2 separate regions of the Homo sapiens genome follow, and region 1 is linked to region 2. Evidence: read pairs that join two places in POLR2A ChIA-PET (ENCODE). Cell type or tissue: K562. All regions are shown on one strand. Links, peaks and the distances in the headings refer to the core of each region. The heading gives the core; the rest is flanking DNA.

Region 1 (2,916 bases), core at 326-2,825, 660 kb after region 2:
GAGCCAAGAGTGAGCAAATAGGCTCTTACTCATTTTAGAACATTAGTCTTCTAATTTGCATACTTTCTTTCTACATCTAGTTATTGGTACTTGAACGGAAGTGGAGGAGTCTGTCCTAACATATTCCTCTGCCCTCCCCATCCCATCATGATTGAGAAAGAGAGAGAGAGAGAGAGATTGGAACTTGGGTTAGGAACTACTTTCCAGAATCTTTTATTTTCTTCTTTTTACTTATCTACCTTCCTTCCCTTTTTCTTTTCATTCCATTTCTCTCTCCCTCTTTTATTCAGTAATTTATCCAATTACCCATTCATTACTTTGTACCTGGAACCTGAGCTTAAGATAGCTGTGTCCTCTTCCTCTCCCTGATTAGGATTTAGATGTAAGTCTGTGAATGCCAGGATGATGTGTGGCTCAACCTACCTGTGGGTCTGCATACCTGAGTGATGGAGTCTCCTAGGAAAGACTCTCTTCACAGGAGGGGGAAATAGAAGCACCTACTAGGTTCAGTTGCACTGGACCAGGACTAGAATGGAGACTGGGGTGGTCCTGGTGGGGTTTGAGGAACAGCACAGTGCCTGTCACTCTGATGTCTTCTGGCCCAGCGCCCAGGGCCAGAAGTCCTGGGAAGTCCTGCGCCTGGGTCCTGAGATGAGGGTATTGGAATAAAAAACAAGTGTAAACAAAAATAGTTCATCACAAAAGCATCCCTAGGTTACAGGAAGCAGGGGGCAAGAGCAGCACCAGCCAGCCCCAAAAGCCAGGCTGATGTCAGTGTCCTTGACCCTGTGCAGATGCAGCTGTGTCATGGGTGGTGGTGGTGGGCACCTCCACTGTGCTCCAGCATAGACGTGCTGCTCTCTAAGGCTGCCTTGGTTGTCAGCAGCAATGGAGACCCCAGTCCCGTAAGCAGAGGCAGGTGAGGAAGAAGGTAGCAGGTGCCACACATAGCAGTGGGCAGTCATGCTCAGTATCTGTAAGATAATCCCTGGAGAATCCCAGACTTTAGGGGATGAGTTTGATGTGAGGATGTGTGTGGTTGGAGCAGCTGCAGAATGGATTTGGGTAAATCCAGAGAATGCTGTTTTGTATCTCTCACTAAGATTCTGTTTCACTCTAGGCAGAGGAATTTGAGAGACACAGGCTTTTACACGTGCCTTAAATCCAACTTACTTCCAAAAAGCACTTGTAGAAGCTTTATAGAAAGCCTCAATATAAAAGAGATAATTTTTTTAAAAAGAAGATGAACCACAGTCAAGAAATAAAGACTGGAAGGAAGGAAGGAAGGAAGGAAAGATGAGTGGTGTTTTACTAGAAAGCCTAGTCAAACAAATGTTTTTGCGTGGTTTGGAACTGTTATCTCTTCTGGGCTTAATTCCTAAGAAGACAAACTCTATGCCTAATCAAGACCTGAAAAAAAAAATGAAATTCAGTTATTTAGATGGCGATTCTATTTTGTTTTCTAAATGTATTACTGTACCAGGAAAGTTCTATAATTCTTCATGGTTAGAGAGCTGCCGGAAGTCATCAGACTTTATTTGAATACATTGTTGGAAAATCCTGATTATTAGTTCTGTGTCCCCAAGGCCACAAATGACCCCAAAATGCAGCTGCCTACATGTCAAGCTGGGGATTACACCGATAGCTGAGGGAGCTGGAAGTGTCCTGTACTCATGATCAGCACCTGCACCTGTCCTTCTCATTTTACCCTCACAATGATGCAGGGAGATGGGAGGGCCCGTACCGTTATCTCCACTCCACAAGTGAAGAAACCACAAGTCAGAGAGTTGTCCAAGACCATACTTAGGTGCAGGGCTGGTGTCGGAATACAGGCTCCGATTCTCAAATCCCAACTGCATAGGCCCTTTCCTGAACATAGGTCTGGAATAGTAACTTACCTAACTTTCTTACAAGCACCAGGAAATTCTGATGCTCACCCAAATGTAGGACTCTTAACCCCAACACCATCTGTCCCCACTTCCACTGAAGACTCAATGGATCATGGGGGCAGTTTTCCCCATGCTGTTCTCGTGATAGTGAAGGAGTGCTCACGAGATCTGATGCTTTTAAAAGTGGCAGTTTTTCCTGTGCTTTCATTCTCTCTCCTGCCACCTTGTAAAGAAGGTGACTGCTTCCCTTTCCTCCATGATTGCAAGTTTCCTGAGGCCTCTCTAGCCGTGCAGAACTATGAGTCAATTAAACCTCTTTCCTTTATAAATTACCCAGTCTCAGGCATTTCTTTATAGCAGTACAAAAACGGGCTAATACATTGAGTAAATTGCCCAGGATGATACAGCAAGGAAACAGGTTAGATGAGGTTGATGAATATTGGGCATCTGATGGCTAAAGGTGATTGGAGGACAAGAAGAAGAAGAAGAGGACATGGTCTCTGAACAGGGAGCACACAGCCTGATGATGAATCGGGGCAAGTTTCACAGAACAGTAGTTCTTTCTGCTTCATCCCTTTAGTTGTTTTGTAAGTCCAAAGTAAAAGGGTTCCATCCGACTGTACTGAGAGAGGGACTGGCACTAGATGGATTCTATTGACAACTGCAGCCAGAATTCAGACATCCAGAGTGGACACAGCACATCACAGCCCATGCCTGTGTGAGAGAGCCACCCCCCCCAACACCTACCCATGCCCACATTCACACCCACCCACAGGCACAAATAAAGTGCTAACCTCCTCCAGTGGGGACAGTACTGGGAAAATGCCAGCTGACCTGTGGTCTCCTTTGGCTCCTTAGAAATTCAAAACTGCTGTAATTAAACATTTCCAAGAATTTGTAATACCCTCAGAGTATTAGAGAAAGCACTAGAAGTTTCCTGAGGTAACAAAGCAGAGAATAGTGAGGGGAAGAAGACAAAACAGAGCATTGTAGGCAAGACAGTAGCACCGATTTGAGGGAAGAAATT
Region 2 (2,916 bases), core at 287-2,786:
CTTTGCCTGCATTCTCTTCCAGAATAACCACAATCTGGTTTTACAGAAGGTCATTTAAGTAAGTTGCCCAAGGTCACACAGCTAATAAATGATGTACCTAAGATCCTAAACTGTATCTGCCTGCCCTGGGTCCAGCCCAGTGCCCAACACATTGTAGGCCCTCATTGAATATTTGACTGTTAAATTTAAAAACAGCTCCAAATCCAGCCTCTTACTTCTACATCATATTGCCTTCTGTACCTAAGATAAGTATCAGACGGTTACAGCGCTCTCATTAGGAAGCTAACAGAGTTAGCCTTAAGGAAAGTTTAGTTAAACAAGTATTTACAGTGAATAAATTATAATCTAAAAACTATCAATCCAACTATGTCCTCTTTGCTCTGTCACCCTTGGTCATCCACAAGATGTAAGACCCTCCAGACCACCATCTTTTCCCTAATTTCATCTCCCCATGCCTTAAGCTTCCCTAGACTGCAAGTACTTCAAGGGCATAATGTGTTCACTGCTGTGCCTAGTGTAGTCCCTGGCAATGGTAATTGCTTGCAAATATTTCCTCAAATGAATTGCTGCTCTGTGGCTTCCTTCTGTCCATTACTACCCTCCTTCCCAACACATTCCCCACACCCTCACATTCTTTTATAAAACATTACTGACTTTTCTCTGCCTTGGTTGAAACTTGATTCTTCTCCAAGAACACTCCTTCTCTTAGACGGTACCACTTCCTGCACACAGTGGGATCTGAAAGATAGTGAGGGCACGCTGTGGCTCCCCACACTGGCATCTGGACCACTCCATGGTGCTCCCACTGAAACCTCTGTGCTCCTCCGAGAGCCACGGCATACAGATGCCCCTTCCTGACTGGTACCTGGCTCACAGTTTTCATTTCACTCCAATGTGCCACCATCGTAGGCAGTCAATGTCCAAGTTGAAAACCCATTTGAGAGCCCATCCTCAACTTATTTTGGCTTCCTTAATTCCAATAAAATGTCACTCAGCCTGCCCTTTAGCAGGCTCACCCTGTAACTATATTCACACTGGTCCTTACCCCAGCACACACTACTCAGGAATCTCACACCGCTCTACACACATGCCTGGAGAAATCTTCCCATCCTCCTTGCATTCTCATTTCTTTACTTCACATTCTATTTTTTCTTTGACCTCATCCAGAGTGTCCTTGTTTCTCAGTCCATTAATTATGAACCTCACTGTTAAGCATAGGGAAAAAGACATGTGAACAAGCAACTACAACATCAAACGATGTGTAACAGTAACGGTATCGGAAGGAAGGAAGGGAGGGAGGGAGAGAGGAAGGAAGCTGATGGCAGGGAATGTGGTGAGCTATAGCAAGGCCTAGATAAGAGAGCCCATGGCATGCTCTGAATATGAGCAGGCATACATGGAGGCAGAACGCAGGCACGCCACGGGCCTGAAGCAGGGCTGCCACACGCCACCATTCGACAACTCAAGGGCACCATTCATTCATGCAGGCTGTCCTGACAAAATGCCAAGTTAGCAAAATAAGGTATGTTTGTTTTTTTTTTTTTAATAATCGCTTCTTTTAGATAAATGTGCAATCTTCCTTTATAAAAGCTTTTTGTGAGAAGTTTCTTATCTCATGTAGCACACACCACGGTTGTATCACCTAAGCCATGGCAATCTGCAATAAGATAAGTACAGAGAGTAAAACAGTGTTTAGATACAATTATAGCAATTTGATATTGCTGTGGCAAATTTATATTTCTCAAAAGTGCTGGTCTGCAGTGCACTGGGAAAACAAAAACGAAAAACTGATCCTTCACACAGAGCTGGTGAAGTAGTGACCTAAACTCCGCTTGTAATTAAAGAATGGTTGCACTACATCTAAATGTCTATTCTATCTACTCATACCTATTTTATACTATCTTATAGATCTAACTCCCCGACCCCTTTCCCCAACAGTGGCAGTGTTCCTGTAATTAAGGCACACGGGGTTTGGTGGGTTACATAATTCCCATGTTATCTTCCAAGCCCTTCCACATCGACTGGCAAAACCACCAGTGTGAAGAGTCTGAGGACACTATAGGCGCAGAAAGATCCTCCCTTCCCACCATGCCCCAACCTGAACAGCTGCTTTCACTATCTTCCTTTCTCCTTTCCCTGGGGGGCTCTAAGAGAACTCTGGGAAAATGCAATTAAGTTCAAGAGATAATCTAATTTCTCATTAGCCTTGAGGTAGCTTATCAGCATTCCAGGGCCTAACAAAAAAGAACCAGAGACTCAACAATGCCACAGATTCCACTGGGTTCCAATTCCCAAGGTTGCTTAAGTATCAGTAAACAAGCGCTGCTAGAGTGTAGAGCAGGAGGGGCAAGTGGCTGGAAATGAGCCAGGAGCAGTACTTGCTCTGTTCACTTGGATTATTCATAATGAATCACAGGGAAGAACCCATTTTATTATAATACTAGTGTGGGCACTGAGAGATAACAGGTGCATGAAGTGACTTGGAGGCCCCCTAAATGGCTTCCATCCCACCCAAGGAACAAGCCTGGACAAAAGCCCCCAGGCCTGTGCCCTGGCATCTCAGAGAACCTCCTTAGGTCCCAGTCCCACCTTCCATCCTGTCTTCCCACCTCCCTTGCTCAAGACTGACACCTCTCGTTTCATCCTGTTGCCTCAGTCAAATTCTCTTTCTGACCCTTGATTTCAGCCTCACCCTGGGTGTCATCCTTCTGACTAACTCTTCATGTCAAGCTCTGCAGTCCTGAAGCCATTTCTTTTCTTTTCTTTTTTCTTTTTTTTTTTTTTTTGATGGAGTATCACTCTGTCATCCAGGCTTGGAGTGTACAGTGGTGCAATCTTGGCTCACCGCAACTTTGCGTCCCTGGTTCAAGTGATTCCTCCGCCTCGGCCTCCCAAGTAGCTGAGACTACAGGCACA

The links. Peaks named below come from ENCODE experiments on the same cell type or tissue, not always from the same donor. Only the 100,000 strongest peaks of a DNase experiment are listed, where the experiment ranks them.
Region 1: POLR2A ChIA-PET joins it to region 2 with 5 read pairs; 2 of 35 experiments call an interaction of 5 or more read pairs at or near these places.

What each region holds. Positions count from the first base shown.
Region 1 is chr7:106,422,144-106,425,059 of GRCh38, reverse strand. No RefSeq gene overlaps it. Among named protein-coding and RNA genes, the nearest start is that of NAMPT-AS1, 140 kb to the right of the region's middle. RefSeq lists an enhancer at 1-305. In K562, for the core only: no CTCF peak of the experiment used is centred there; a DNase peak (open chromatin) is centred at 1,779.
Region 2 is chr7:107,078,072-107,080,987 of GRCh38, reverse strand. The region is part of intron 2 of PRKAR2B (protein kinase cAMP-dependent type II regulatory subunit beta); the gene reads right to left. PRKAR2B-AS1 (PRKAR2B antisense RNA 1) reads left to right here and starts at 1,379. Exons shown (of 4, transcript XR_007060469.1): 1 at 1,379-1,522. In K562, for the core only: a CTCF peak has its summit at 2,618; DNase peaks (open chromatin) are centred at 1,347, 2,086, 2,357, 2,627 and 1 weaker place.